Linked DNA regions of Mus musculus: region 2 is linked to region 1. A link is a loop called in an ENCODE intact Hi-C map of the cell type or tissue named here. Cell type or tissue: gastrocnemius. All regions are shown on one strand. Each heading gives the region's core, and the rest is flanking DNA. Links, peaks and the distances in the headings are about the cores only.

Region 1 (16,543 bases), core at 4,703-12,702:
TATGTATGTGTGTGGTGTATATGTGGTATGTATTGGGGTGTGTGTGTGTGTGTGTGTGTGTGTGTGTGTGTGTGTCCCTGCTGTCCCTGTATGTGTCTATGTGTGTGTCCTCAGAGTCCAGAGGTGTGTTCAATCCTCTGGAACTGGAGTTTCAGGTGGTTGCAAGCCATGTGACTCATGTGCTTGAACCTAGGTTCAAGTTAGGTGACTTGAACCTAACTCTGGTCTTCTGGAAGAGCAGCCAGTACTCTGAGTCACTGAGCCATCTCCCCAAGCCCCGGTCCAATCTTTTGAAACAGGCTAAGACCCTGAGGATATTTACTTGAGCTGAGCTATTACTCGTAGATAAACTCAGGGAGAATTGCTATCTATGGTTTTGAATACTCTGACTACTTTATCCACTTTTGTAGATAATTGCTCCTAAGGTTTCCTAGGTGCTGAGAGTTTGGACAACATCAGCCAGGGTTCCTGTCCTCTTAAAGGTGATTTTGAACTTTAATGAATCATATGCATGTAGTTTAGGGTTGAACTCTGGCCACTTGTACTCAAATGATTCTTGATAAATAAGGAAGTGGTCAGGCTTCACCTCCAGCTCACCATCCCTTGACATCTCAGGAGCTCCAGGCCCTCCCCCAACACTAAGCACAGCCGCAGAATCTAAGCCTGAGTTGTGGTCTCTGACAACCAACTGCTGCCAACACACTTTGGGAAGGGATTCCTCCAGATTTCTTACTGCCTCCAGGATTCTAGGAGGTAACCTGAATAGCTGCTGAGGGCAACAAGGCAGGCCAAGAGCTTGTTTGTTCTTCTTAGAGCAGCTCCCTGACCACCCTGGCATCCTCAGTCCTCATACCCTGGCTGTAGCTGCTCACACTACCTTGGCTCACACACCCAAGCCTTCTTTACAGCTAAGGTATCCAACCTTTTGGCTTCTCCCATCCAAGTACTAACCAGGCCCGACCCTGCTTAGCTTCTGAGATCAGACGAGCTCGGGCACATTCAGGGTGGGATGGCCATAGACCCTTTTGGCTTCTCTAGGCTAACTTGACAACAGGTTCCCTTGGGCCACATATTAACTAATGTAGCTCCCCCTCCTTCTCTCTTTACCCTGCCTGGCCATCTTCCCAGTCTATTGTCTAAGAGTCCCAAGGTCTGGAATCCAGGCAGACCCTTTCCTGGCAGGTTCTGCACGACATGACTACATAAGGAAGAGTCCAGCTACCTATATCTAAAACAGGTGAATACAGGATAAGGTTGTTGGTAAAACACAAATTATCATTTTCTCCTGATCACATCAACGTTTTTATTTTACATTTCTGAATAGTGTGTGTCTGCAAGGTTTGTGGAAGCCAAGAACTAAAGTCCCATACGGAACACATGAACAGGGACACTGAGGTGTGGAGAAGCCTCAGCAATGAGGCTAAGAGTGACTGTGCCCCACCCGTGGGGTCAAGCACTTGCTGTGGCTGCTGCTCATCTCTTGTCTATGGGAACAGGAGACAGAGTGCAGACTGCGGCTGCAGGCCTGAGATGTCAAGAGCCAGGACCTACCCATTCGCTGAGGGAGGAAAGGCAAGTGAACAGTGGCTTAGGGACATCGTCAGAGAAGTCTGCTATTATTTCTGTAGGTGCTGACAAAGGCCCAGGCGGTACCCACACTCAGTCCAGGCCTGGCCATCAGAGCTTTGCATTTTGACTGGTACTGGATATGGTGTAGGAAGAACATGAAACACAAGTAGGTCATGGTATTTGCACTGGGCTTTCTAGACAAGGTCCTTCTTACTCTCCCTGGGGCCTAACAAAATGTAACAGTGTGTCAGGGGCAGGACCAAGCCATGGAGAGAGCTGGGAGTAGACCCATCCCAGCAGAGAAGGAGTTCAGAGGAGCATAGTGGTGATGAGCCCTTAGACACCCACCTCAGCCAGTGTGGATGGTTTCTTCCAACTCTCCTCAAAATCCTGTGGCTTCATCTTTCACCAGCTTGGAGTCAGTTTCTCTGTCATCACCTTTAGGACTCCTCATTAGGGCCCATGACAGCAGCCTGCTGTACTGAGGCTGATGATCTGCGGTTTACAGATCCCACCATGACCCTCTTATTACTGTCCTTACCCTCCGCCTAAGCCTAATGCCTGACGGGAGAAGATGAGGTACCGCTTGATTGGCTAGGGTGGGTCCTCGAGGGAGCACTGATACCCTTTAATCCAGAAGCTTGCATGTATATACAAAAGATGCTTGTTCACCCTCTTCATTGAATGGGGTCTGGCTGGCTGCATTGTAACTGGCAAGTTTAATGTCACCCTTTTCAATCTGTAACAGCCATGTCTGCATTCTCTTCTTATTGTCATTAACATAGAAATGGCTGTGTAATGACACCAAGGCCTACCAAGCATGGCTCCCTGGTTATGTCATTATAAATGAAATGCTCTTGTTATTTGGGTAAACTAGAAACAGAGCAATACCCTCTCGTTATTTCAGCACACTGAAAGAGTTGGAAGGCTTCTCGAAAACCTGCTGTCTTCAGGCCTTAGCCCTGTCACTCAGATACGACACCCCTCAGACCTCAGGTGTACTGAAGCCTAGGAGATAATAAGAGACTAGGGACACACATTCTAATAACCTCCTGGAAAGTTTTGTCATTATACAAAGCAAAGCCTCAGAAAGACACAGGGATTGGGAGAGAGCAGAGACAATGGAGGGACCAGATCTGGCCAGGACTCTCCTAATCACCTGCTCTGTTGAGATCTGAAATCACAGCAAGGGAGGAAGGGAACGATAGGCCAACAGTAACCTCAAAATAAAGGGTGTGATGGGCCATCCATCCAGAAGGATGCCAATCAGGGAGCAACCTGAACAGTGCTCTTGGATGCACATGACAGCTTCACTAAGGCTAATTGTTCTCCAGCTCTGTAATGAGCTCCAAGGACTCAGCTACAGGGTTCTGTGGCTCTCAGAAAAGAAGCAACTCATTTGCTCCTTAAACCCGAGGGTAATCTGGTTCATTAGGAGAAGTCACTGCTCTGACATCACATTGTAGGACACACCATGGCTGGAAAGCACTGGTCTAGGTGGCATGGTATCTTCCACGGCCCTGGAATGAAGACACACAAATGCCCAGCCCCATCCAGCTGAGAGCACAAACCAGCATCTACCCACAGACCCTCATCACTCCACAAGAGATGGGTGCTCCATTTGGAGAGGACTGGCACGGACTCACAGCATCAAGTTGAGCTTGTGTGAAGAGTCTGAGTAGTTCTGTCCGAAGGGCAAGCAGGGGTAGCTGGTCCCTCAGTGTCTCATGCTATAGGCTACTTGCCTGAATTCTGACAGGGGGCAGTATCCTCCCTGGTCCACACATAGTATACCACAGGTCTATGCCATACACCATACACATGCTAACACATGCACCATGTATCCTATAACCCACAATGCACCCATATACCACACATACCAAAAAACATTTGAGTACCACAAGCACCATGTATACTACTTCACACACATACCACAAGCACATTTAAACTCATACTATACATACCACATATAACACAGGAGAGAGTGAGCAGGGAAGAGGGGGAGAGAGAGACAGAAAAAGACAGAGAGAGATAGAGATAGAGATAGAAAGAAAGAGGGAGAGGGGGAGGGGGGAGGGAGAGGGAGAGGGAGAGGGAGAGGGAGAGGGAGAAAAAGCAGATATCACACAACTCCTCCATGGATGGGCAGCTCTGTAGCTTACATAGCATTAAAAATATATTATCTCTGTGATAATATTATATCACAGAATGAACCATAATTCACACTGGCTTGACCCAGAAGGTGCCATTGTCATTCAGCTTTGCTGGATGCCCAGCACATAGTAGGTAGTGCTACATGGTAAGCATGGACAACAGATTCTAACTGGGAAGAGTGGTAGGGTGTGCTTCCCCAGAGTGGGCTGATCTGGGATCCACTCCCCATGCTCGTTTTGGAATCCAAGATGAAAGAGCAGTCGCTCCCAGTGAGAGACACCTCTCACTGGACTCAGTCATGAGTTCAGGGAGCAGAGACAGCTTCCCAACACATCACAGAGCTCTACTGGCCTGTATCTGCTGAGAGCAGACTGGTCAAAGTCAAGTGGCCACGGCCAAAGTCCAGGACAGGGAGTGGCTGAGCATGAGACCATGGTGAGGGCAGGTGTGGGGTCCATTGCAGGTTAGTAATGAACTAGAGCCAGTGAGTGGACAGACCTAGGGTATCTCTCAGGATTTATGAGCAAGAACCTCCATTTGGTCGGCTAACAGCTCACAGCAGTCACAAAAACATAAGAATTTTAAACCATGGACAAGATAGAAAATAAATCTTTTTATTGGGGTACAGGAGGAGTAGTTGAGGTTCTTGACTGGAAAACTCAGGCCCAGGGAAATTTATCCCAAGGGCTACAGAAGGGGGATACGTGGCTAGGAAAGAATGAGAGCCAGCCAGTGGGGTAACAAATGGCATAGGTTGAGAATAAGTTAGGAGTCAATAGAGCCCACTGTCAGCCCTGGGAACCTACACATAAAATTGTAAATGCAAAAAGTCAGATATGAGATAACTGAGGCAAACTGCCGCTGCATCTCCATTGCTCAGTCTCCTGATGATCAGAGTGCGCTCTGCAGTCAATAACCCAGGAATCAACAGCCAACCTGCTCCCATTACATCAGAAGCCAAGGTATCAGGGTGTTCTCCAATACACGTGCACTAAAAGGGCTCTGCACCCTCAAAGACTTGACTGCACTACAACATCCCTTACACTGTAGACTTGAATCCCTCTTGTAGGCTTTTCTAGAGGATCATGAGAAGAAATACCAGCCCTAGACATGGCTCTGACCAAAAGAATGTACTCCCAGCTGGTCATTGTCAGGAACAGCAGGATAGCCCAATCAGAACCCTCCACTGGGACATCACATTGAGACCACTGAACCCTTGTTTCCTAGGGGTGTTTTGCCTGATTGTAGCAGAGTCCAGGACAACTGTCAGACAGCTTATGCTACATAGATGGAGTCCACCTAAGGTGGGTATAGTAAAGATTGGGGAAGAAAGGCCAAGGGCAAAAGTGACAAGCTGGCTCCAAACTCTGAAGCCTACACACCCAAGGGCAGCAGCAGCTCTGTCCGTGGGGAACCAATAGACCCCTTAGTAGTTAGAGCAACAGAGAGCGGTGCTCCTCCTTCCAAAGCAGCTCACCTATTCTGCGCTGATCAGAGCTCATAGCCTCACTTGGCAAAGGATGGTGTGCCCTTCCCTGGGCCGAGAAACAAGCACACGGGCAGGCCAAAGAGCTGGTACCGTGGCTGCCCAGAGTAATGGATTCTGTCTGTGCTGCTCTGGCGCAGCCTCAGCTCCATTGCTCTGCCTCATTCCACTAAGACAATGAGGTGGGATGATCTCTGGACAAGGCTGAAGCCCGAGAGCTAGCTGTGTTCCAGGGCCAGGGATGAAAACCAGAAATCAGTGTGTGGGACTACGCTATCCCAATGCCTCCTCTCACACAGATCCTGCCAGGCATATGGAGGGGTGGGATGGGAATGACCTATTGGGATTTACTGTCTGATTCTGCTCTTCTTTAGCTTACAGCCGGCCAGTAAGCGGGTGTCTGTGTGCCATGAAAGAGCACTGAAGTGGGTCAGCTCAGTCTTGAGCACTGGGCTCTGCCCTGGCTGTAGTCCTACTCTCTGGGCACAAGGCAACCAGAGTGAAGCCAGACACCTACCAGAAAGCCACACTGAGTCCTCAGAAAGACAAGAGCCAGTGAGGGCTCGAGACGCCACAAAGCCAGCTCCTGACGTCAAGTAGAATGAGGAATGGTATCCCCTGGCATGCTGTGGTGACTGACACCCTGAGGCCATACATGTGGGCTCATGTATCAAACCTGGGATGACACACTCCCATGGAAATACACTGTCTTAGGGCCAGAGATGCAGCTCAGCTTGAAGAGAGTTGCCTTGGTGAGCACGGAGCCCTGTGTCTAATCATCAGCACTTAGTAAACCCGGGCTTAACTACATGGCTGTAGTCCCTCTACTACATATAGAGAGAGAGACTCACACACTTGTCCAGGCCTGACAGGGTTATCTGGAAAAGGAACTTTTGGTGCTAGCACCAGGAAGTCTGGGTCAGAGAGAGAGGAGAATTAAAGATTCAGTTTGAGGGCATGAGACCCTGCTTGAAAATAAATACATAATACATACATACATACATACATACATACATACATGCATGCATACATACATACATACATACATACATTCCTGCCTATAAAATTGCACACAGCACACATGCTTTCACACACATACACATACTTAAGACAACATACACACATACATGTACATATACAAGTGTAAGCATCTACAGAGAAACCCAAGCGTACAGTTCCACCCCAAACCACAGACGCAAAGATGCATGTTCACACATGACTCGCGGCACAACATACTCATCTCTACCGTCCAAGGGTCTAGGTCTGCCCTCCTCTAACAGCACCTCCAGGTCCTGTGGCAGCCGTGCAACCTCATCGGGGTAATACAGACAGCCAGGGAGCTGTCTTCATACAAAGCTGGCTCCTATCCCTAACCATCAAAAGGTGCGCTCTGGTCAGGAACTGCAGGGATTCAGGAGGAAAGGGCTTTGATAGAAGAAATCTAAGAAGTTTCTAGAGGGTGCAGAGCTGCAGGAACTTCAGGCAAAGAGCAAGAGGAAGTAGAGCCCTTTTGGACTATGAATGCTGGTGTCATGTGACGGACAAGTCTTGTCCCCATGAAGCTATAATTCCCACTTAGCCGTCTAACTGCAATGGGGGAGAGTCAGGGATGAGCACCGGGATACCCTATCACAGGAAGAGCTTAGCTTGCACTTGCTGAGGGAATGAGACTGAAAGGACACCCAGACAGAAGCTTGGGAGGTGAAACCCCTGCATGAGACACAGCACGGCGACTTTTCAGGAAGGACAGGCACAGGCGTGACAGCATCCCTATGGCTTTAGCGTCCTAGGACTATTGAGGGTCAGAGAGGTTAGGTCACTTCTTCATGGTCATACAACAGATGTGGACTGAGGCTTGTGTGAACACAGAACTCTAAATCCTGCATCCCCTAGCCCCGGCCAGAGTGTCCACTGGTGACCTCCCAGCCTTGGTTTCCCTGAAGTTTAAGTCCAGTCTGCTCTAGTAGAACCGGTGTCCTATGAGCGGTCCTCAGCGATTACCCACAGGTCACAGGTGGGAGGCCAAGCAAAGGCCTGGGGAAGATGGCTGGTCCTCACAAGGTACAGCCAGTGTCACCAGTAACCCATCTCACACACTTGCCCAGGTCTGACAGGGCTGTCTGGAAAAGGAACTTTTGGTGCTAGCACCAGGAAAGTCTGGGTCAGATTAGAACTAAATGGAACTCCAAAGGTCACTAGGCTAACTCCATCCCCAAAATGAAGAACATTGGAAGGATAGAGCTGCCCTGAGCAGGAGGCCTGACTTCCTATAGGCCCATACAAGACACTATCAAGGACCTGTATCAGGAATTACGGTGGGACCCTTGGGCTGACCCAGTGGCCCGCAGCTCCCTCTGCTGGCAGAACTCAGTCTGGCAACTACAACCTGATTAGCTATTCAAATTCAAACATCTCTGCCTGTCCTTCCGGATACTATATTCTGAGCGTGATCTAGTCAAGGTATTGCAACTGTGATCTGCTGCCTGCCATCCCGAGGACATTCACCTTCGTGCAATCGCTCATCACAATGCAGCAGTGGCCTTAGTTTTACAGGCATCTCAGTCTCTGGACGTTTCTAGAGCACGAGTCAGTGTTTTTCTGCAGATGCAGTTCTGAGGGCTCCGAGGGCTCCTGGGAAATGTTCTGCATGTGTATCATATCTGTCTGTGTATTGATCCAGCTCTAGCTGACATAAGTGAGAGGGTGGGGAACCCTCTGGGGGCCAATGAAATAGCATCCATTACAGGATTCCTGTCCTGGGTCTCAGATCAAAAACAGGTAAGTCACATATAACTCACAAACACACAGGCGGAACATGACAGTCGGACACACAACACCTGCGCCCCTCCTAGTCTCCAGTGTTTCTGGACAGGTCAACGTGTCTTTAATAGAGGATTCATACTCATTTATTTCTGTGCCAGAATGCAAGCTTCCCAAAGGCTAGGATTAGTGAGGCTTGCCATCCCATAATCCCCAGTATTAGAAATGAGTTTAGCACAGGAACACACAAAGAGAAAGGATGCTATACTTGCAGAGTGGTGCCTAAAATTTCACTTATTTAAAAAAAAACACACACACACACATACACACAAATAAAAATCTCTTTTGTGGTTGCCCTGGTCAGCAGGCCATTGGCAGCAGCCTGTGGTCTCTGGACAATGGTGGGGAAGGGGAAGAAAATAATTTCTCTGAAGTGCTCTACCACCCTCAACTGCCCCCGTGCACCTCACTGCCGGGCCTAGGAGACACAGCAGACCAAGGTGACGTGTTCAGCCAGAAAACAAGAGCAGAGTGCACCAGCTCACCTAGGGCTCATGTCTGACGTCTCTCCTCCTGATTAATCGTGTGTGGCAGTGCCTGCTTGGCCACCTATGGATGGTGTACGCAGACTCCTCAGACTCCAGATAAGGATCACCAGCACCTAAGCCTAAAGTCAAGAATCTACACATCAATCACAGACGGCAAGGACCCGGGGCTGCAGGCCAGTATTGAACTGCTCACCATCCTTCCAAACCACTGGAACTGAGGTCCGCCAGCCTGCCTCTGGGTGCCCAGCCTGGGAAGGCACAGCAGGGCCCCAGTTTGCCGGTGGGACATGTGAAGTGCGACTCTTAGAGCAGGCCCAGAAATCACTCTTCAGAAGACAGCGATCCCCTCCCAAAGATGAATGAAAAAAAAAAAAAAAAAAAAACCTAAACAAACAAGCAAAAACTATGAGGGGTACTACGGGCACCAGGAGATGTGAGCAGCACCGTCGCTTGTTGCTTTGGCCTTTCAGCACATCCTGTTGTGAACTTATTCCCCTCCTCTCGCCTGCATTTGAGAAGGTCTAAGAGAGGCCAGTGCTGTGTGACTCCAGGGTTGCAGCTAGGGTGTGATTTCCAGACCAGCCAGGTGCTCTGCTGCTTGGAAATAGGGCTGTCCACGGTGAGGCATCCGCAGACCTCCACCAGACCTCCAACTCATCCCTCAGCAGGCCCAGAAAGTCACCTGCCTGCAGGTTTCACTTTCTCCAGACCTGAAAACAGTGCGCAAAACTGCTCCGTAGAGTGAGCTGCGCGCCCTCGTGTGGCCGTGTTTGGGAATGCAGGTCTGGCCATGTGATCACACTAATGCAGGAAGCCCCATCTGGAGCAAAACAAAACAAAACAAAACAAAACAAAACACCCAGAAACTCCTGGACACATCTTCGTTGAATTTTGCGGATTAAGAGACCCTTAGAGAAACTGAATTTCTTATAATGTCCCCTTCCTATATAGAGGGCTGCAAGTGGCAAAGCCCAGATTCCTATACCACAAAGTAGCTCTCTTTCTGTATTTGCCAGGGTTCTCTAGAGTAACAGAACATGGAAAGACAGACAGACACTCAGACAGATACACAGACACACAGAGAAATAGACAGAGAGATATAGATATTAAAATCGATACAGATAGATAAATATGTATATGCTATGTGTTGTATTATGACTTATTCGAATCATTTATAGCCTGTGCTACAGCTAATCCAACAATGACTGCCTATGAATCTAATATTTGTTTAGTCCATGAGACTGGATATATCAGCTGGCCTTCAGTATACGCAGGAAAGGACTTGCCAGAGGGCCCCCATCTGCTCATAGCGGAAGGGGAGCGGGAAGGATTTTGGGAGAAGTGACCTGGGGGGGGGGGGGGAGCAGTGAGCAGGATGTAAAGTTAATAAGTAGGAATTAATTAATTAATGTTTTAAAAGAGTAAGAGAAGGCTAGGAAAGTACCTCAGAGACTGAGGTGCAAAATCAAGGTCCCAGGCCCAAGTCCAGCACTGCAAAACTAAACAAACTGGAAAGGCAAGGAGCCCACTCAGGCAAGCAGCCTTCATTATTCCGGCCAACTTTCCTGGGTTTGATGCCACCTTTGATTCCTAGACTTGTAATGTTAGGTGCTCTAGCGGTTTGAATGAGTATGGCTTCTACAGGCTCATATATTATGAGCTTAGGTCCCAGTTGTTAGAACTGTTTGGGGGGGATTAGGAGGTTTGGTCTTGTTGAGAGAGGTACATCACAAGGGGTAGGCTTTGAGGTTTCAAAAGACTCAAGCCATTCTCAGCATCCCTTTGAGGATCAAAATGTGAGCTCTTAGCTGCTACTCCAGCGCCATGCCTGCCTGCCTGCCTGCCTGCCTGCTGCCATGTTCTCCTCCATGAGAACCATAAGAGTCAAATAGACTCTCTCGTCTACAGTTGTCTCAGTCATGGTGTCTTATCTCGACAACAGGAAGATAACTGAGATGAAGGTCAAGGACTTTTCCAGGAATTCTGCTCCACTCGGTCATCATGCAGAGCAGAAGAGAAAAGAAAAAGAGCTGCTGACCGTTTGCTGACAGAGAAGAGCAGGTGAAACTGTGGGCTCTGAGGAACTGACTCTTAACACTTTATATAACACACAACGCATAGCCCCGAGAAAGATGAGCTCGACTAGGGCCGTGGAGGCTTATGGTCTCAATGTGCTTGAAAACACAAGCCACATTTGGCTCTTGAGATTTGAGTGGCAAGAGAAGCATCTTTTGACTCTGTCTGTAGCCTTCTCGGGACCAAAAGGAAGCTTTGGAGGCTGTGCATATAGACCTTACCTGGTCCACTTCACTGTCTCTCTGAACTCAGAAGGGGACTGCCAGATAACGGGAACTAACTCTACAGATACAGGGCTAGGAATGGGGCCATGGCCCGGAAGGTGAATGGTCTTGCAGCCAAGCCCCTGAGTCTCATTGCTGGGCCCCATGAAGGATAGAACTGGCTACCCCAAGTTGTCCTCCCACCTACACACACACACACACACACACACACACACACACACACACAAGCATTCATACACACAAAGAGACAGACAGACAGACAGACAGACAGACAGACAGACAGACAGACAGAGAATAAAGGAAAGAAATACATTGCCAGGCAGATATTTGTTTTGTTATGTTGGGTTTTGCTTTGTGCTTGTTTTATGTTTTTGTGTTGTGTTATCACTGTGATGTTGTGTGTTTTTCTGCATCTTGTTTGTGATACAAGATTTTGCTCTGTAGACCAGTCTGGCCTCAAATCTTTGATGCTCCCCTACCTAGCCTCCCAAGAGCCAGAATTACAGACACACGTCACCACGCCAGACCGTTTATACAACAGCACATTCTTTAGAAGTCACATTTGAAATATTAAAAGAATTAAATTTTTCTGTAATGATCCAATATGATATAGTACACTTCAAAGTGTAATAATTCAAAATTTAAAATGGAGATATTTTAACTTGATTTTTATTTAAAACATGGTGTGGATTTTAAAATTCTAAGACGTCACAGTTCAGAGCAGCTTTGATTTGAATTCTCTGTAGTCACATATAGTCATCACAAGAGCACAGACCTAGTGTTCATCCTTGATTCATGTCACAGAGCCCCACAGTTAGCCACTATGTCAAGGGACAAGGTATTGGACCCTCGGTGCTGCCTTTGACACATAATTGAGCCAAAATCACAGGGCGTTTCCATCTTAAGTGACTGTCCCAGGAAAAAGGGACCAGGGTGGACCAGGGCTCTTCCAGAAATTAAATGAGGAGCCTAGGCTGGCTCTTTCAGTAAATCAGCGTCCACACCACGGTCACACCCAGTGTGCTGTTGTTGAGCGGCTATTTAATTCCAAGACCAGAAACCTGTTATAAACTGTTCGGCTTTTCGTGGACAGTAAAGACAACGAGATGTTTGCTTCCCTATTTGATTTGGACGTCGGAATACACAGGGAAATATTACTCTTCATGAAAAGATTGCTCTGACCCCAGGGCTCTAATTGCATGTATTTTGGAATGCTCTTGATTTTGAAAAGTTAAGAAACTGTTTCCATTTGTGGAAACAGACTCCAGATGCATGCATTAGGAAGTTGTTTGCCAATTTGACCACTAGGTGGCGGCATTATATAATAGAAGACACCAAACTTCAACTCCATGTAGGCCATTTTCCCCAAACTGTAGAGATTACTCAAGAGCCTCTTCAAAGTTCCAACGTGCTATCTTGCAAAACTTGGCAAAATAATACTAAAAGTTACACGGAATTTTAAAACTTAATGAAGCAAGCTATAGAAGCAAGCAGATTTCAAGAGCTTTCAAGTAGCTTTCAAGAGTTGAAATTCACCATGCAGAATGTATGTCAGGATAACAACCTACTGCGGGTACCACAGGTACCTTCTCCAGTGCAGACAGCATCAACCCTAACCCACATGGACTTCCAGTCTTCACTCATAATGTTTACACTGGTAAATGCTTAACTCTGCAAACCATTCTCCACAAATAGTAGTTGCTGGGTAAGCAGGTCTCCACTCACTCAGCTCTACCTACAGCTATACCAGTGGTTTTTTCCTTTGCAGTCTGTGCCCACAGGACTGCTAGCTTTGTACCATGACAATTACAGTCCCCAAGGACCAGGGTGCCTTTGAAACTCAGTCTTTTTTTTTTTTTCCGTTCTCAATTTCACTCTTTAATTTATATTGCACCAAAAGAAGTTCACAGCTGGAGAATGATATTAAAATTATACAGAATATTCTTTCTTTAAATCCCATTTCCCTCAGGCTAATTCTTGCCACTAAAAGTAGTTTAATTCTTTTCTAAAGCAAGTCCCCAAAACAAATACCCATACCCATTCTCCATCTCTTAATGGTCTCTCGTGTGTGTGTGTGTGTGTGTGTGTGTGTGTGTGTGTGTGTGTGTGTGTTTTAAGCCAGATATCAGATCCTGAACTCTTTTGTAAGAGCATTTATATAAACCACAGAGAGCATGGAAGTCCGAGAGCTGAGCCTCCCAAATGCTCTGGCTGAATTTCTAAGAGTGCCAGTGTTTCCCTCACAAATGAGACATAGAGAAATTTTATTAAAGGGTTTCTGGGCACTGTTTAGGGCCCAGTGCTGGCTCCTGCTGTAATATGTGTTTGGGAAAAGAAGATAGGCCCAAGACATTCCATGTGTAAAGGTTCCCAGAAATGGGGTCCCACAAGTGGTCTGGACACCTCATCCTGTCACCCTGGATCCCTGTGACCACCCTGGAAGCAAGCTGGAGCTTTGCCTATCCCATCCCTAAAGTAGAAAGCTGCTTTCAGAAACAACAGGCATTTTTCTAGGCAAAGCTCTGTGGCCCCAGTGAGTCAGTGGGTCTCCCAAGGTGTCTAGCTTTAGCAGACTCACCCCCAGGAGAAAAACAGTTTGTACAATCATGCATGATTAAACGAGGTGACAAGGCAGTAGCCACTAGGAAGAGAAGGCACCACTATTACCTACAGATACGGTCCTGTACACAGACCAGCTCTTGAGGCCCACAAATAGCACTATTGAAACTGATAACAGCACAACCCCAGTCCGAGATCCATATACAACAATCAATTGCCTCTCTTTATACAAGGGCTGAACAAAATCTACAAGAAAGAAAACAGCAATAAAACTTCACGTGCAATGGCATAAAAAGGATAATGTACTGGGAAATAAACATAAGGTATCCTGACAATTATGAGACAGAAATAACTGAAGGAGCGGCGCGTGTTTGTAGACAGGGAGAGGCAGACGGTTAAGGTGATGGTCAACCCAACACCAGAAGACCTCTGCTCTCCCCACTGAGATCGTGTGCTTTTGAAGAACTTGACCAATGATCCCTAAATTTACACAGAACTGTAACGGTGAACGGCCTAAATAGTACTGACTGACGAGGGAGTACTTCCTTCTTTCATAACGACTTACTGTTATGAACAGTGCACACGGGCACAAGAACCCACAGAGAACCTTAGGGCGGATGTCTCTCTGTAGAAAACAAATTCTTCTCTTTACACTCAGTTGATTCTCAGGAAAGGTGACAACACTAGTGCTTTTGAGAACTGGAAACTGATGTCCCACGCAGATGAATGCAAGCCTTTGCTGCATACTTGGTACCAAAACCAGCTGGGTTTCGCACCACGGGGGTCGGTGCAGGAATTCAGTAGCATAACTGCTGCAAGATGTCCCAGAAGATTATCTTTGAGATCTTGCGTTTGGCAAGGATTCGGGTTTGACACCAAAAGAACAATGAAGTAAATTTAAAGAATGTTACATTTGGCTTTATCAAGATGTAAACATCTGTGCTGTGCTCCCTAAGATGTGAAGATAAGCAACCATCTGAGAGAAAATAACTTCCCAAACCCATATCCATTAAGCAGCTTGTATCTAGAACACAGAGTGCAACTTCACACTTCGGCAATACAAAGAATGCCCATAAGAAAAAGCACAAAGATGTCGCTAGACCTGCCACCAAACACCCATAAATGAATAGCTAGTGACAACACAGAAAAATAACCCATTAGGTCTTAGGAAAAGGCAAATACAAAAGCACTACTAGGCATTGATTCGCAGCCACTGACCTGGATACACTAGAAAAGCCCCGTGACAAAGGCTGGCAAAGACAGCAGGGAAGAGGACCACCAAACACTGCCTGTAATAACATGGAATTCTGCGGGCCCCTTGAAAATAGCTTGGCAGCTTCTTGAGAGAGTAAACATAAATGTATCTCACACCCCAGCACTTCCATTCATAGGTGTATTCCCAAGAGAAAGAAAAATACATCCATATGAAGGTCTAACCCCAGATGCTATTGGGGGTCTCTATTCATAATACCCCTAAATGAAAAATAAGTAAATATCTTCCAATTGGTGAATGGACAAACACATTGTATATGCCCACACAGGAAATACTAATGGAATTAAAGCTGTTTATAACTTCCTGTGATAGGATTGCATTGTGAGTCATTTCTGCGGTGACCCAGGTAAGGGCCTGTCTTCCTGACATCAGAACTAGGACTACAGCTTCATGTATTCACTCCTTGTTTCACCCAGACTATCGAAGTTGACAGTGCTGTGTCAGAGATAGTTCAACTATTAGTTGTCCTTTTCAAACGTGGCTCATTTGTTCCCTTGGCACATATAAGCTAGGCATGTCCCTCTCTGGGTTCTCCATGTTAAACGTCCTTACTTATCACACATTTCCAAATAGGTGTGCCAGGGATGTAGATGTACTCTGAGTAGTGATTCCTGGGTTCTGTTGCTAGATGGCTGTTTGCTATAAGGTCCCGGTTGTCACTATATTAGCTTCACCTTCATGCCTGAAAGGACAGAATGCGTACACACATGGGTGGGTTTCTAAACAACGCTTGAATGGTGCTAGACACTAGAGCTGGCCAAAGGAGGGGGTAACGGTTGCTTGGCTCCACAACTCCCTTTGGCTGAAGACTCGGGCTTCCGTGGCTTTGTTCACTAATGCCTGCCATCCCCCCAAGCTTGGATGACTTGAAGGGCAGACCACTGGATTCTGCTGCCTGGTTTTGAGCCAAGGAGGAAAAGCCTAATCTTTATGCTCTTTATTTATACCAAGCAGAGATGGTCAGTCCAGCTCTCAGTAGCACAATACTTCTTGGAGCTTCCTTTATAAAGTTACAGGCTTGCTGACTGCAAACTGTGAAGCAATAGGGGGCAAGACAGCCTACCCCGCTAAAATTCACCGTTGACTTATTTTGTGTAGAGAAATAAAATTCTCACAGTGGCAGCTGTTTTCCTGCCATCGTTTCTATACTCCCTGGCCAGAAGCCAGTCTCACCAATGTCTAATAAAGTTATGCCATTATTTTTTTCTCTGCTTGAGAAAATGGGCATTTCCCTTTGTTTTGGAACAAACTCCTGTTCTGTCACTCAACACTTAAAGAGATTGAAAATGACAAAGATAACGTGCCCTGCCCATGTACATTCACTGTCTTGTTCGTCATTTGGCCTGATGGGAACAAGTGTTTCTGCAGGGCCAGGCATGTGCACACGGATGCCTGCACAGGGGCAGGGACTGGAACAAGTGATGAAGAGATGCTCCATCATCAAGGCGAGGAAGAGCAGGCTAGCACTCTTGGTGTCTTTTAAGCTGGGTGACCTGGGCTTTCTCCAGCCTTTGAGTAGTCTCACCAAGTCAGAGGACTTTGTACTTTATATTGTACATTGTATATTATTTGAGAATTAGGCAACTTTCAAACAAGGCATCATTCACTGGGCCCATCCTCTTTCCCAGACTCACTGGCGAGAAGATAAATTATCTTTATGTCGGGTTGGGTTCCAAAGCTGTCTGTTCTCACTTTATATTTTTGATATTTCCCTAAATTGATATAGCCAGTCATATATATGTACAAACACACACACACATATACACTTATCCTACTACGTGTGTGTGTGTCTTAGGATTTTACTGCTGTGAACAGACTCCATGAGAAGGCAACTCTTATGAAGGATAATATTTTATTGGGCTGGCTTACAGGTTCAGAGGTTCAGAGATTCAGT
Region 2 (16,543 bases), core at 4,377-12,376, 170 kb after region 1:
GCACTTTTACTGACTTTGTATTCATTGGAATCTCTAAACCTCTGAACAATACTGTATTATGATATAATGCACTAAGTCTTATTATCTATATTGCACAACTAAGAAAATGGAGGACCTGAATGATTTAAAAAACTTTCTTAGGGTAACATACCAAGAACTGACACCATTGTGACAGAGATCTTCTTGATGATCCAAAGTTTGGTTTGGGTTGTTGTTGTTTTAATTTTAGATAGTGAGATAGAACCTTGTGTAGCCCAAGCTGGCCTTGAACTCACTACGTATCCAAAGGTGATCTCAAACTTCCAGTGCTTCTGGCTCCGCTCCCAAATGGTGGGATTACAGGTGTGTGCCAGCATGCTCTGTTTATTCTGCGCTTCTTTCCTGACTTTGAGCAGTCCTTTGTAAATCACTTCCTGTTTAACATGAACAATGGTCTGGGAAATGTACCCAGCAACAACTGGTGTGGTACTTGGGACTGAGCCCAGGTCTTTGCATATCCCTAGCCCTTTGGTATTGTTAACCTTTCCTTCTTTTTTAATTTTTATTTTCCTAACATTGTTGTGGTGTGGGTTTTTTTGTTTTGTTTTATTTAATTGGGTATTTTCTTCATTTACATTTCAAATGCTATCCCAAAAGCCCCCCTTACCCACCCTCCCCACACTCCCCAGAAGCTGGCATTCTCACTGACTTTATACAACAGAAATCATTACTCCTTCACCTACGCTAATCTCATGGGAGTTTGAATTTTCTCCTGTTACGGCACTTGCAGCCAATGGCAGTGCATGCCTTGCCCTCTTCTGCTGCTAAGTTATGAGTTTTCACCTCCTTATTCTCTCCTTCTAGAGCAAAGCAATGAGCTTGGAAAATACCAGGCTGTTGTTGAAAGAATAAGGGATTGAATCTTCAATGAAGAATGAAATCAGATGAAACAAAAAAGTGTATGTTGTTTGCAATTCCAGGATATTTATTTCCTCTTAAAGTTAGGGAATCCTTGAAAAATATTTTTGCATTTGTACATGGATAGTCCTGAGGAGTTCTGTCCCAGTGGTGTGACTTCTTTATAGAATATTCTAAAGGCAGTTTTTCTAACTATTCACCCTCCATTTTCTTATGCATGTAGTACAGGATAAGACATAGCATCATGACATTGGATCCACTTTTATCCAAAGGACTAGGTGTGTGTACACATCCAAAGCCAGAACATCATGCCAGACACCAATGTGTCACTATGTGTTTATTCTGCCCTCCTTTCCTGACTTTGGGGAGTCTTTTTAAATCACTTCCTCTTTAGCGTGAACAAAGGTCTGGAGAATGTACCCATCAACACAACTCATGAACATAATCTGCAGTTTTTCATAGGTGTGTGAGTTTCCACAAGGACCTTCTGTGGAACTCAGACAACTCACCAGTCAAGGCACATTATCTCTGGGCCTCATGTTCTGATAGCACTACAGACAGAGAATACCTACTGCCTTGGTACTGGCCAGGTAAGGGATGTGGTACAGTTTTGGTGAACATTTGTGGCACCAGAACAGAGGGATGGGAAACAATTTCAGACTTTGGTCAAGCAAAGCAAAGAGGCCCTGAGAGGTTCCAGGATCAGGTGCAAGGAGAGGAGGCTTATCTATCTCACGCCTTCTTGTGATAAGAGAAGTTAGGTTTCAACCTCTCAAAAATGATTCCTTTCTGATATTTGAAAACAATGGACTTAATCTAACTCATCACTAGATAAATAAAAACACAGCTCAGAAAATCTCGCTGACTTCCCCAAAGCCAGGAAGGGAGTAGCCATTTGGTATCTGTCGTGACCAGGAGTCCAAGGTTCCTGCCACCTCACCTGCCACCTCACTGCTAAGCTGTCACCTGGAGCACCTGAAAATAATATCTTAGTATCTCAAGTAGACTTGAGTCACAGGTTCTGCTTGTGTGTGGACATCTTGTCCTCAAGATATGTGAACATAGATATTTGAGTCTTTACTACCTGGGAATTAGATTTAGGATGGAGAGGGCGAGTTTCATGCTCAGGCTCTGGTGTGAACTGAGCTATTGCTTCACCGTTGCCTGTCCCCTCTTTTCTCTGGGTCCTCTTCCTGTCTGCTTGTCTGCTTTGGAGGTGATTAAAACAAAATATAGGAAAGATAGTTTTCTCTTTCATTTCCTTCTGCTTACCTGTTTACTGATCCTCACTCGTGGCCCTGTTTTGTTTGGACAATTGCTTCACTAGCCCTCTTACCATGAGATCATCCTCAGACTGATCTCTGGTCTATCAAAGAGAGACTGTGCCAGTGGCTGGAAGTTTGCCCTCTGTCCCACACCTACAGGATACTCTGTGGTATGGCTGAGCCAACCGAAGATAGCGTCTTCATATCTCAGTATGTCTTGGAGCTTACCAGATACAGGTATTTGACAAGGCTAATGTATTTGTTCTGCTCCAAGCCAAATTCTCTTCATCTTAGCATATAATCCCTTTAAAATAAACCTATGTGCCATCCTTTGTTCTTTCTGGCCCTCAAACACATATAGTGTACATGTGGAAATTCTAATTTTCTCAGTATCTGTCTTACCCTCACCCACTCTTCACTACCTGGGCCATTTGGTTGGGTTGGCCAAATGCCTAGACCCAAGCAAATCAAGAAACTCTTCGGGTGACCTCAGTTTCCAAAGTGTTTCTGCAAGCTTACCTCCACATGAAGACTCCCCGTAGGTACCCTGCAGGGAGGTATGAAAATCAGATATCTGGACTTGAGTTTGTTCTTCCTAAAATTTGTCTTCATTTTCTTCATACATGCTTTCATGTAGCTTCCAAGCTGCTCTTTAACTTGTCACTCTGAGTGATGGTGGCATCATGCCATAGGGCAAGGGACCTAGATGAAAGCTGAAATGAAGATAGCTGGCCAGCTGCCAGAGAAAGGTCCTCTCTCTGTGCTTTCTGGCTGCAATGCTATGACCGACTGAAACATTGTATTCAACGGACTGAAACATTGTATTCATGAACCACAAGAGGCCTTTCCTCCCTCATCACTTTTTTTCTTAAGGGATTTCTTTTTAAATTAAATTAAATTAAATTATTTATTTATTTATTTATTTATTTATTTATTTATTTATTTATTTATGTTTTTTGGGAGACAGGGTTTCTCTGTATAGCCCTGGCTGTCCTGGAACTCACTTTGTAGACCAGGCTGGCCTTGAACTCAGAAATCCACCTGCCTCTGCTTCCCAAGTGCTGGGATTAAAGTCATATGCCACCACCGCCCGGCTTATTTATTCATTTATTATATGTAAGTACACTGTAGCTGTCTTCAGACACTCCAGAAGATGGCATCTTTACGGATGGTTGTGAGCTACCATGTGGTTGCTGGGATTTGAACTCAGGACCTTTGGAAGAGCAGTTGGCGCTCTTAACTGCTGAGCCATCTCACCAGCCCCTCTCTTCTTATGTGACAAAGAAAAAAAAAAACAAAACAAAAAACAAAAAAACGTAACAGGAACATTAAAATTGATAAAAACTGTTCAAATTGCTCATGTCACAAAATATCTTTTAAAAACTATATTTAAAAAATCTGCTCATATCTTCTTGTGATATCCTTACCCCCCACCTCTGATCCCTAGACAGCAGCACCTCTGGGCTAGCCCACAGCCACTTTCCCTGTTCTTCTGGTCAATGTCCTACACTGCAGGTCCTGACCATGGCAGAGAAGGGATCAGCTACTGGCTATTTCCTGGCTTAAATCCTTTAAAGTCTTCAACTGCTCTCGAAATCTTGTGTGGTGGTTCATGCTATCCCAGCACTGAGAGAGGCTGAGATAGGAGCATGGATTGTTTGGGCCAAGTTGAACATCTTAAGGAGGTTTTAGGCTAACCTGGAGCTACAAAACAAAAACAAACAGATAAATAACTTCATTACTCTTCTCCTCTCTTTTATCCTTCGGCCTTGACAGGCAAACATGTCCTAAGCTTCTTTCTTCTCTGACCCTGCCTTGGTTTCTTGAGCTGCTGTTCATTCATTCCCCACTTGCTGCTGTTCCTTCAACTGGAACATTTATCCCATTGCTCCTGCCCTAGCATACTCTTGGTCTGTAAGTTATTGTTCCAGTGTCACCTGCTGAACCATATCGCTCCTGACCACCTTTCCTGGTTCTTTCTGGTCCTCTGGAGTATTTCTCTCCATGGACAATCATCATTCTTATTATTTCTTCTTGTCAATGGGCTGTAAACCAGAAGGATATTGTGTGCCTAGATTGTCTCCTTGATTTCAGGTTAGGCTCAGTAAATATTTGTTGAGCTGTTTAAAACTGTTGAAAAAAATGTGTCAGCCTTACCTGGGAAGCTTTGGACATGCAGATTCTAGGCTCACTCCTCAACATATCAAACCAGCTTCCGTGCTTATCGAGAACACAGGTAATCCCTGTGCACTGTATGAGGTGTGCACGTACGTACGTGTGTGTGTGTGTGTGTGTGTGTGTGTGTGTGTGTGTGTGTGTGTGTGAGGTACTGCCTTTAACCAGTCTCGGCTCACTCTGGCTGCACTTGTACATGAAAATCTCTGAGCCAGGAGTCAGGAGGCATGTTTCCTCTTTACTGTGACACCTGCAGCAGTATTTGTGTCCTCTTGTGCCTTCCTTTCTCCATCACAAGACCTGGCCTTCTTATCTTCTAAATAACATTATGATGACAAAGTGGAAAGCCTTGGACACAGGTGATTCCTTATCAATAGTCTTTGAAACTATAGAAATTAGTAAGAGAAAGATGGAAATAAGCTATGAGACAAGGGGGATGTACAAAGAAGGAATTAACTTCTGGAGAAAGATATGTGCACTCACACATACATACATACACCTCAGTAAAGAGCGTCCTCAGAGAGAACTTATAGCCATTTTATGGTGATAACTCATGTCTCATGGAGCCGTAGGGTCCTTAATATCCAATAACAATGCGTTTCAATCTGATTTGCTTATTATAATCCCCAAAGGACTTTGAGAAGTCCCACACCAGTCCAGTGTATCTAGTTGTGGTTACCCACACACAAGACCTGGACACGATGGGTCAATCTGGACATTCCATTTTGCACGAGGAAGAAGTCAGGAGGTCCCACTTTTCCTGGGAAGCTTACAGCATCCAAGATCTGATGGGGAAGAGGAGCGTCATTGTCTTCAGTGCTATCGCTATGGATACATTGCCCGTGGTCCAGGTCCAGTGAATAAACCCACACCTCATCTGTGCTCATGCAAGCAACCCTAATTAAACTCAGCAGCGGGTCAATCAACAAACTGCAAGTAGGAAGGAGCCTCATTTGATGAAAGAAGGAAGGGTTCAGTCAGAGTGGGAAGGGAGTGGAAGACGGAAACGGGACTAAAAACATCCAAAATGTACATTATATATGTGAGAAGTCATCAAAAATACATTAATAATCAAAACTGCTATATCAGACGATGCCCACATCATCTGGGTTGAGCCCAGATATCTGCAGGCTGTGCAACCACTCAGGTTTAAAGCACACACAAAAGCCCCTGATGTGTTCATTAAAATTCAAATCTAGGAGCAGTGGGTGGTTCCGAGAGTTCTGTTCCCCAGGTGAGCTTGAGTCTGGCCTAGGGGCTGCCTTTTGAATTTCCAGACCCCAAGAAATTCACACGCACAAAGGAGAGTTAAGCTTTGAGGAGTTTATGGGGGTTAAGTAGTAAGGAATTGGTGGATGAGATGGTTATTGCTTCTGGTTGTCACTCAGCCGTCATAACTCTGCTGCCCGCTCTTCATGAGCAACCACTGATCCAGAGGGCAGCATAAGGCATCAAAGGAGGACTGGATGGAGAAAAGGTAGCCCACACTAAGGACTCACTGTGGCCCAAGCATTGTGAAATGATGCTACTTCAAGGAGTCCTTTTTTTTTTTTTTTTTTTTGTGCCCGTGGTACAGGTCCTCTCAAACTTCATCCTGCATTTGTTAAAGGGAAATTATTCTGTTTTCCTTCTTAAAGTGTGGTTAGCATAGATGTTATCTGGGATGGTTGCTTTAGGAATAGGTACCTTTGCAAGGCATGCAGTGCGGAGAGGGATGGGCTCAACATAAAACAGTATGGGTGAGGGGGGAAATTTATATTGAAGGAGGAGGTGGTCAGTGGAAAGAAAATGACCAAGAGATGTGCCAGCGGTAGAAGTGGATGCTGGCTAAGACAATTCTGTTAGCATCTGCCTATTACTGTAACAATACCCGAGGTAATCAACTTAGAAATAGGAAAGGTTCGCCATGGCTCAAAGTTCTGCAGGCTTTAGCCTGTGGGTGCATTGGGGTCCATACCAAAGAGCCATCATGCCAGGGGGACATGTAAAGCTGTTACCTTATGAGTAAACTTTTCTGTTAGGTCCCTGCTCTTAAAATCCCCACCTATCCCCTAATAACAACACAGACTTCTGAGCCACTCGTAAACATGAGTCTTTAGGGGGTATCTAAGACCTAAACTCTATCACCGAGTTTGGCAATAACAGAGGTCAGACATCAGAAATGATGGAGGATAATCCACTCCAGCATCATATATTGCGGATGAGAGAATGTTTGCTAAACCAATTATCTAAAACTGGGTGTCATAAAGGTTTTACAGAGGGGGCTAAAAGAAGCCTGGAGTGCCGGAGTTGCCAGAGACTGTCATATTGACTAAGTGGAAAAACTTGGATTCTTGCCCAGGTCTTCCTGACTGTGAATTCTAAGTGCTTTCCAAGCTGCCACACTGACTCCTACCTAGAGGGGCGAAGCTGTCACCGATGCCCAACAGCTGCAGTGGGGAGAGCAGCTGAGCCAAAGAAACAACGCACAGAGACAACGGAGGCCATTGTTAAGAGAGTTTGATGGGCAGAGAGAAGAACAGGTGTGCAGCATTGGAGCCAAGGAACAGCTTGAGAAAGAAGCAACCAGTGACCATGATTGACAGGAGAGCGGAGGCTCAGGGGCTGTGCTTTTTGGTTTTCATCCAGAAGTTTCCTAGCTCTTGTTCCTCGGAAATATTGTTTACCCTTAAAGGGCACGCAGTGAGAATGTGCACCAGCCGCTTCTCCAGGGGCTGTACCAGAGTGCCCTCAAACCCAGCACTCAGTAGTTCACAGTTTGTGTTTGTTCACATGGAATCTCAGCATCCAGAGCTATGACTGTCACCGATTTGGTTTTTGTTTTGTTTTTACCCGAGACTCCAAAGCCAGAAATGTCCAGGGAGTGTCCTAACATCCAAGTTAGACAAAGACCAGGCCATAAGTGGCCTAGCGGCACCTCTGTCCTATGTGGGAGGGTTCTGAAGTTTCACATCCAACTAAACTTTCCGGTGATGCTTTTGAAGGCAGAGAAAAGGGGACTTTATGGGCGCTGTCTGCAATCACTCCAGACAACGTACATATAATTCTGCTTCTTTCAAGGAGAGAAATGGGGTCTTAAGATTAAGAAACAGGCAAGCTACAGACCTCAGTACTTAGAACAGACTAAAGAAAGCTCAGAGAAGATCCAGCAGCCTGGGCTGGGAATTCATAGGCTTTTCCCAAAAGGCGCCACCAGGCAGGTGGCCCAACATTAAGTCATCATTGAGAGAGCACTGCCACCTTGTGGTAGCAGCTAGGCACTGCACACCTTCACCGACCCATGAAGGATTCCTGCATATTAGAGCTTTGCTTACCTTTTTCTCTTTTATTGCCTAAAAGACAGGACTGATAAGCATCGGCATTTACCGGGATAGAAAACGGGAACCAGGAGTTTGTGCACGAAGAGTGAGCTTATATTTAAACAAACTGACCAAGAGTCTTTCTAACTGGGAAAACAGAAGCTTTCTGTGTCACAACAATGTATCAGAAGGCCGAGAGTGTAGCTCAGTCCATAGAGACTTTACCTACCAAGCCTGCATCCCTGGGATTGATCCCCAGTACAACATAAACTGGGTACAGGAACAAAAGGAACAGAAGTTCTAGGTCTTCCTTAACTGCAATGAAGAGGTCAAGACCTGGGCTACATGAGATTTGTCTCAAAAGGGTGTGTGTGTGTGTGTGTGTGTGTGTGTGTGTGTGTGTGTATGGGGAAAATGTGCGTGATGCCATGCCTGGCTCTCACATTTTAAATTAAAATGATATCATTTGAGCTGGAATTTCGTATTAGTGGCCCTGGGCATCCCAGGGAGCTCATTCTAAGCTCCCATTCTCTTCTGCTATTACTCTGTTTTAAATGAGCTTTGGTCAAAAACTATTTGCTTGCTAGTGCTATTGTAACACAGCCCCATAGGCCTGAGGCTCATCTAACACACATACACCTCTTCCATGGGGTCCTAAGCTCAGAATCTGAGCTCAGGTTCCTGCTAACGTTGGTGTCGAGTGAGGCTTGTGCTCTAGGGGTGCAGCTGGCAGCCTTTCTCTGGGCTCACATGGTCCTGACTTGCTGGATGCATGGGAGGGGACAGGTAGCTAGAGGCCTGGCTCTGTGCTGTCCCTTCGTAGAAAGGAATCATCTTGTGACATTAGGGCAACACCCTCACTTAACCTACTTCTGTGGAGACTTTGCTTCCAGGGTGGGGTTTGGGGTTTTTTTTTTCTTGCTGTTGTTGTTTGGCTTTTGTTTTGTTGGGAGAAGAGAACTGAGCCCATAACATACATTTTGGTCGAGGAAGAGGCTTTTGATGGTCTCAGAACCTTGGGACCACATCAGTATCCATTGAGATCAAGAAGACAGAAAACCTGGGCAAAGAGGGTTCTTCATCCCCAAGGGGGCAGCAGAGACAGAGGCTGCTCATGGCACGGGCGTGCTTATACCGTGACTTTCTCTAACTGAACTAACTCTCAAGGGAAAAATCAGAAATCACAGCAGCATTTAGGTTCTCTGGCTAAACCTCAGAATTTTCTTTTTAATTCAGAATGGGGCTGAAAGTGGAAACCCAGTCTAATTTTGTTGAAACTCAGAATTGAATGGTGTGACTGTGAATCTCGGCCTACATACTTACTTCACATGGTTTGAGAAAAGTGGTTCAGTTTTGTTCTAAGGACTTAAAGAAATTGATTGAAATTCCAGCATTGTCTTTTCAGGCCCTTTTATTAAGTCTAATTGCAATTGCATGGATGAAGTTGTTCAGGAATTTCTACTTTGACATCTGAGACATTGTGAGTCCTCTTTTTTTGTTTTCTGTTTTTGTTTTTATTTTTTCGCTTGCAAATGTCATGGTAGAGTGTAATAGCCATCTTCCTGAGGTGACTGAATTGACCCTGGCACAGGCTCATGTCACCATTGCCATGCACTGTGTGTGGCACATATTAGCTGTTGAGTGTGTGTGTGTGTGTGTGTGTGTGTGTGTGTGTGTGTGTGTGTGTACAAAAAGAGAAAGAAAGAAAGAGACAGACAGACACACCCACACACGCACACACACAGAAGAGGTGGGGACAAGAGCAAAAGACAGAGATAGGATTACAAGCACTAAGTGGATGCTGGCATACAAAGAAGGAAGTGCTGCTTGCAGTGTTGTTCTGGGGCCTGGTGCTTGCCTGGTTCCTGCAGTTGGCCTGATTCCTGTTGACTTTTTCTGAGTTCATCCTAGAGGTCTGCATCTCAGTGAAGCAAAGAGTGCTGAAGCCAATGAGATTGGAAGGGAAGTTCAGACAGGCTCCCCAGGAAAGCAGTGATGGCCGCAGTCCTTGGTGTTACACTCCTTGGGTCCTTGGGTTCTGTAGCTGAGACTGCAGCACAATGTCTCTGGTCCTCACTCTTCTTCCCTGACTTCTCAGGCTGCAGAGCTTCTCCCTTTGCGCTCATTATCCTCGCTGTGATGAGGCCTCAGGTTTCTGAGGATTCGGGAACTTTCACAGAGCATGGTGAAGCCAGGGATGGGCAACATGAACTAAGGGTCCTTGCTGGTGAGCCTTTCTAAACTTGTTGTATTTGTGCATGTGGGGGACAGGACACTGTACTGATAGATACAATTGAGGGCACACATGAGTGAATGGAGGAAAGAAATCTAGCAAGCCCCGAGGATCATCAATTGCTTCACAGGCATGTGAGGGAGAGAAGTGGGGAGAGACCTAACTTACAGGCCAGGAAATCTGCCTATAAAGGCAGATAAATGGGCCCTAGGGAGCTCCAGATATTTGGGAGCTGATGCCTAACTTCAGCCAAGCCTATCCAAGTGCAGGGAATGGGTAGACTTCTGATTGTTAATGAAGCTTAGGGACTGTACCAACGTCCTACTGTAAGATGGATCTCAAGCATTATTGAGCCACATCCTTCCTTGGTCTCTCTTGACCCAGAGACAGCTGAATTACTCCATGGAAGGGCAAGGCAGGGGTACTAGAGGTGAATGGGAAGCAGGGCAGAGGAGAAGCCTTTCCTACATGCACTCAAGATCCTGCGAGTGCCCAAAGATGAAGAGACACTCTAAAGTTCACAGGGGAAATTGAGAATAGGGTAGATTGGGGTCTTAGAAATGAGTGGCTTTGTTTGGACTTTTGTTGGATGGGCTTCTGTCCCTTCCCATTATTCCTAGACTGGTCCTAACTCTCCTCTTCCAGGAAGCTGAAGGGCAGAGCTCAAAATATTCCTGGTCACAGCCTGGCCAATCTGCCTTCTTCCCATGTCTTCACTGAGATTGGGCTTGGATGCTGATCCCTTTGGCCTGTTTCTTATCTCGTGAGAATCCAGAGACTTGGACAAAGCTGATACCTCCCACTCTTGCTACTTGTCTTCTGGCTCCGCCTGTCTTCAACCCTTTCTCTCTATCTGAAGGGTCTTTCCCCTAATTTATCACAGTGCTCCCTCATCCCTCCTTAGCTCAATGTCAATAATGGTGGAAGAGAGGAAGGGTCCCCAACAAGGTTACTCAGGGCATTAACTTGGGGTGGGGGTAGGTCAAAATCTTAGGCCTGAACCCCACCACTTTATTGGTCACCTGCTCCACCCATGTGTAAGCCACCAAGACTTCCTTGCTTCATTTTCTATGCAGAGTCTAGGTCAAGCATCATATGCGGGCCCTGGAGTGTGGCCAAGTGTCATCTTGTCTGTATATCACCTGGTTGAGTACATAATCCAGAAAAGGGCGCTGTGGGAAGGCTGCCCCTAGTCTCCTCTACTATCCTTGATTCTGCAAAATAACCAATCAAGACTGAATTACGCAAGCTTCGTCTGGGTTGTGTACATATAACCTGATTTCCTGCATCTGGAGAACCAGGAGGCAACCCCAAATCTGCAAGTTGTAGATGAGCTCACTACTCTCCTCCCCAGGAACTTGCCTGCTCAGGCTCTCAGCTTTATAGGATGTGCTTTCTGCCTCTCACAGTCCCTGGGACACCTGCCCCTTCCACCATTAGACTTCCAGGATGGTCTCCATTACCCTGTTGGTCTTCTCTACTTTCTTCTAGGACAGCAGATCTCATGAAGGACTAGGCACCTGTTATATCTTGATTCTAAGTTGCTGAGTCAATAGAAGGTGCAGATGTATATCTAAAGGTGACCGGGGCTTTAGTGTCCCCAACTCGAGGCACGTGGGCTCTTCAGAGAACCCATGAGCTAAACAGAACCATGTATGTTCTGGGCAAAGGACACAGTCATCCTGAGCTCTGGAGACTGTCACTGTGGAGAGGAAATCAAAGATGTGGCTCCATATCTTTTGACATCTGGAGCATTTAATAATTGTTTTAATTTTTAAATGCTGGCAATGAATTTCAAAACATTTAGAAGCAATCTTTAATCCAAATCTCATATAACCAAGGGTTCATTTTGAATGCTGGTGCTGGTGGTCAGGGGACACCTAACCTGCATGCTCTTGTCCAATTTGTATAGTCAAATCATCATTTCTGTCATCTCATCTTACACTAAGGGACATAGAGCAAGGAGCAGAATAAGTCACTGGTGTCATTACAATTAAGCACATGCTATTTGAAAGATGGCAGCCTCAGATGACTTCCAAAAACAAACAAGTCCCAGGGCTTTCTCCTTTTATTGTAGTCTGGGTTCATGAAGAATGTGATTAAGGCTCATATCAGTATCTGTTTCAGTGAGCATTTTATGTGCTTGCTGAATACACATGTTAGCTTGTTCAACTGTTCTAGCGTTAGTCCACAATGTCATCTTTACTCTAGGGTTTAGAGAGATGGGGTTGGAAAGAGTTACTTTCCCGTGGCCCCTAAGACTGTATGTAGAGGGCTATGACCTTTCATTGAACCTAGGATTTGAATTCTTGGGTCCAACATAAGGTTAGACTCAACAGGGATCTTGGGGCTGGTGGGTAAGAGTCTGGCATGATTTCTAGGACTGTTGGGAAGTATGCAGCAGCATCTTCCTGACCTCTGACCTGGGGCATACTTAACCCAGGATTGAAGAGGTAGCCTTGACTGTGATCAGCCCCTTGAAGAGTTTCACTGGGTTCGGTCCTTCTTGCTTTTTTGTGGAGACAGACACTGCCAGGTTCCTCTACAGACCATCTCCCTGTGCAACGCATAGTTGATGGCGTTGATTGTGGGCATGGTTTTGGCGATGAGAGCAGGCACCTGTTGTGGTGGAAAAGTCCATGAAAGATGCTTTGAAGCCTCTACTTTTCTCCCAGTCCCACTCAGGACATGACTTTTTGGTCTCACCCTCCCCGCTTGGAACTATCACTTATTTGTCCTCAGCTTGATCCACTGGCCTCTGAGCCTTTCCTGGCAGATGTTCACTGTTCATAGAATGTCATAGAACCCCTGTATGTCATCAGAACATACCTGTTCTGAAACTGGGTGTCAATTTCAGCCCCAGGTCTCAGAGCACATGCTCGCTCTTATGTTCAGCTGTCCCTGACATCTCAGTATGGCCCAGGATGGGGAGGGGTGTATGTGGAACAAAAACATTTTCTGCACTTTATGAATATTTAAAGGAAGAAGAAGAGAGAAGGAAGAAAGAAAGAATAAATGGGCGTCTTAGCAGAAAGCCAGAAAGAGTGATGCAGAGAGACAGATGTCAGGATGTACAGGATTCCTTGGGCTTTGGAAGAATCTGTACCATCTGTAGTTTAGGAGAGATGAAGCTCACATCTGCGATGGCTGCGTATAGGTACAGGAGGGCATAGGGGCCCCAGCCAAGCAGCAGCATTCTGCCTGGAAGAGTAGTATTCACCTAGGAAGAAAACATCAGAAGCATCAAGTCACTCCATAGGCCATAACCATGCAGAGGCAAGGGTCCTAGCACAGATCATGCTCTTGGAGAGGTCTGGACCAGAAGATTTGGCATCACATGAGCTCTTTGCCTTGGAAGGGTATACAGCCTTAAGCCTGTTTGTTAAGCTTACCTGACTTCACTTTCCTTGTCTATAAAATAGTCTGAGTTGCCTGTAGGTAGGCACTGGGGTGGGGGTGGATAATAAGCTTCCTTCCGGGTATTGAGGTTCTGAGCTCTCCTCAGGCTTAGAGTGATCTCACTATTAGTAGCTGCAGCCATGTGGGAGATCAGCCTGTCTGGGCTCAAATGATTTCACCATATCAGACATAAACAGGGAATGGGCTGGCAGGGGAGGTTGCTGATGCTAAAGTTTCTCCTGGATCCACAGGAGTATTAACAACCGGATGTCTAATTTCAGGATGGATTTGAAATGGCTTCACTTTTCACTTACTCCGAGGCATGAGGATTTTAACGTGTAATATCTCTTTGACAGAGGAGATTTAATTATATGAGGACACATTTCCTTCAAGGCTGGTTGGATTTTTTTTTTTAATTCATTGAGCAGTGATGCTTGTAACACCACTCAGAGGGTAACACTCATGCTGCACACACATGGGGACCAGATTAGGATTCCTAGCTCCCACATGCAAAGGTACATTTGAGGACATGTGCCTACAATCCCAGCACTGGGAGGCAGAGACAGAGTGGATGCTCACAGACATCCATTGGACCGAGCACAAAGTCCTGAATGAAGGAGACAGAGAAATACCCAGGGAGCTGAAGGGGACTGAAGCCCCATAGGAGGAACATCAATATGAATTAACCAGTACCCCCAGAGCTCCTTGGAACTATTCCACCAATCAAAGAAAACACATGGTGGAACTTGTGGCTCTAGCTATATATGTAGCAGAGGATGGCCTAGTCAGTCATCAATGGGAGGAGAGGCCCCCCCCCCCCCATATAGGGGAATGCCAGAACCAGGAATGAGAGTAGATGGGAGTGAAAACTAGGAAAGGGAATAATATTTGAAATGTAAATAAAGAAAAGAAGGAGAAGAAGAAGGAGGAGGAGGAGAAAAAGAAGAAGAAGAAGAAGAAGAAGGAGGAGGAGGAGGAGGAGGAGGAGGAGGAAGGGGTGGAATGAAAGAAGGAAGGAAGGAAGGAAAGAAAGAGAGAGAGAGAGAGAGAGAAAGGAAGGAAGGAAGGAAGAAAGAAAGAAAGAAAGAAAGAAAGAAAGAAAGAAAGAATATATATATGTGGCTCGCTGCTTACCCATGTGAGTCAAGCAGCAAGCTCCAGGTTCAGGGACAGACTCGTCAAAAACTAAACTGAATAGTGACAGAGGAAGCAATGAGCAAGGACTTCTGCTCTCCACAGACACATGAGCCCCTCCCCTACAGCTCTTCAAACATGGAGGAAAACATGTACTTAAGACCGATGGGCCTTCCAGGGAGCAGCTGAGGATAGTGGGAAGCTAGCACCTCAGTGGCAGACAGTGTCACCTCCAGAAGCTACCCATCTTGGTTCAGGTCCTTGGGCCTGTGGATAGTGACCAGTTCTGATGCAAGCAGAGCTGATGGCCCAGAATCAACCAGAAAGGTGAGAAAATCATGGTGGTGGGCTTCTGGCCGATGGAATCCTCTATATGTGTGAAGACTTCATGTGTGCAGATAAAAGTTGTGGGGCAGGGGAAGGCCAGTAAAAATGGCTAAGTAGATAAATGCTTACATCCAAACCTAACAACCTGACTCCAACCCCTAGATCCCACGTGGTGGAAGGAGAGACCTGATTCTGGCAACTTGTTCTCTCATCTGCCCGTGCATGCACCCATGTGGTCCAGAACAATCTTAAGCTCGCACTGATCAATCTGCCTTCACCTCCCAATAATTTTGTTTTTACATTGTGGTGGCACGCACTGTTGAAGAGGCAAGGATTGATGTAGTCACTGGGAAATCAGCGTGTTAGATCTCAGAAAACGTGAACTAGATCTACCATATGACCCAACAATAGTACTCTTGGATATATATACCCAGAGGACTCTGTTTGTCTACTACAGAGATGCAGAAAATACATGTCAATGGAGTATTCAGCCACAGATAGAAAATCTCTGTCACTCGCGTGCTCATGCGCACACACACACATACACACACACAGCTGCAGAATCATAGAGGAAGATGGAACACAGACTGTCACAGGCAGGGGTCAGGAAGGGTGGGAGTAACCGTGTCTTCTGGACATGACACTGCTACACTCCCAAAGTCACAGCAGTTGAGGTTGTCTGCACAAGGTTAGGCCAGTCAGCACTCTAGCTTGCAGTGAGCTCCACTCCTAACTGGGAAGCTATGCGCAGTTGATAGCTTGCACGGGTGTGGCCTCATCTTGGCTAACCATGCTGCAGTGGATGGTCCTGCATGTGGGCAGTGCTAAGTGGGGCTGGTGGGTTAACATTTTTAAAAATGAGGGCATGAAGCCACGGATTAAAGAAGTGGGGGTGGACCTGAGAGGAGTTACAGGAAAGAGTGGAGATTGCATAAAAATACATTGTATCATATTCTCAAATAATTTTTAATAAAAATATTTTTAGATGGAAATGAGCAATGTGGAAGAGAATCTAGGAGATGATGCTCCTGCCTCCAAGCTAGGATCCAGGATTCTTGTACCTGTGTAGCTCTCAACCTGTTAGTTAGATCCACAGATGAAACTAATTTATAATGTTATTTTCTGGTGCATACCTAATAAATTTAGATGGCAGATTGTCTTAATAAGAAGAATATTTTTGTGCACTAAAATTGAGCATTTTGTTGTAGAGTCCTAAATCTGGGTTTGTATCAATCTCTGCTATTACTAAGTCTGTGGCATTTGGTGACTCTTTTAGCCACCTTCTCTGTGCCTCAACCTAGTCAGTGACTTGAAATCATAAAGCTTTCATTTGTTAGAAAAGACTCATAAAGATGAAGTGAAAATACACACAATGCCTATAATATCAATATTTGCTTTCATAAAAAAAACAACATTTGTGGCTTGTTATGACTCATTTGTTAATTTTTCGGTAGCAAAGTTAAATGAAAACCTCTGGCAAGGGAATTTTAATATAGAAATTCTGAAATGGCCAGCAGGTCTTATTTTAAAGCATCATTTTTCTTGGACAAATGTGCTTGCAGATGTGGTTTTACATTGTGGGTAATAGCCTGTGACTGTGATTAAATTAAACATCTTAAAGCAATTTTAAAAGTACCATTTGAAGAGCGAGTCCTGCAATTTAGCCTTGAATTCCTAGGAAGAGTGGAGTGGAACATCATGGATGACATACTGGAAACGCCTGGATCTCGGGGTTGCAGGGTCTGGGTAAATCTGTCCTATCATGTCCCTTGATCCCTAAGCTCTGGAAATTTGAGCAATGAGAAGGTATTTTC

What was found. Peaks named below come from ENCODE experiments on the same cell type or tissue, not always from the same donor. Only the 100,000 strongest peaks of a DNase experiment are listed, where the experiment ranks them.
Region 2: a loop joins it to region 1, with 17 times the contacts of the local background. A loop is called at or near these places in 40 of 42 quality-filtered maps.

Annotation. Positions count from the first base shown.
Region 1 is chr14:36,855,024-36,871,566 of GRCm38, forward strand. No RefSeq gene overlaps it. Among named protein-coding and RNA genes, the nearest start is that of Gm25204, 96 kb to the left of the region's middle. In gastrocnemius, for the core only: CTCF peaks have their summits at 7,568 (motif pointing left), 9,274 (motif pointing left) and 12,122 (motif pointing right); DNase peaks (open chromatin) are centred at 5,369, 5,668, 7,563, 8,718 and 2 more places; H3K4me3 peaks cover 780 bases; H3K27ac peaks cover 229 bases.
Region 2 is chr14:37,025,880-37,042,422 of GRCm38, forward strand. It overlaps Rgr (retinal G protein coupled receptor), which reads right to left. Exons shown (of 7, transcript NM_021340.4): 6 at 12,976-13,089; 7 at 9,030-12,488. The coding sequence ends at 12,357. Among named protein-coding and RNA genes, the nearest start is that of Rgr, 15 kb to the right of the region's middle. In gastrocnemius, for the core only: a CTCF peak has its summit at 7,591 (motif pointing left); DNase peaks (open chromatin) are centred at 6,840 and 7,568; H3K4me3 peaks cover 681 bases.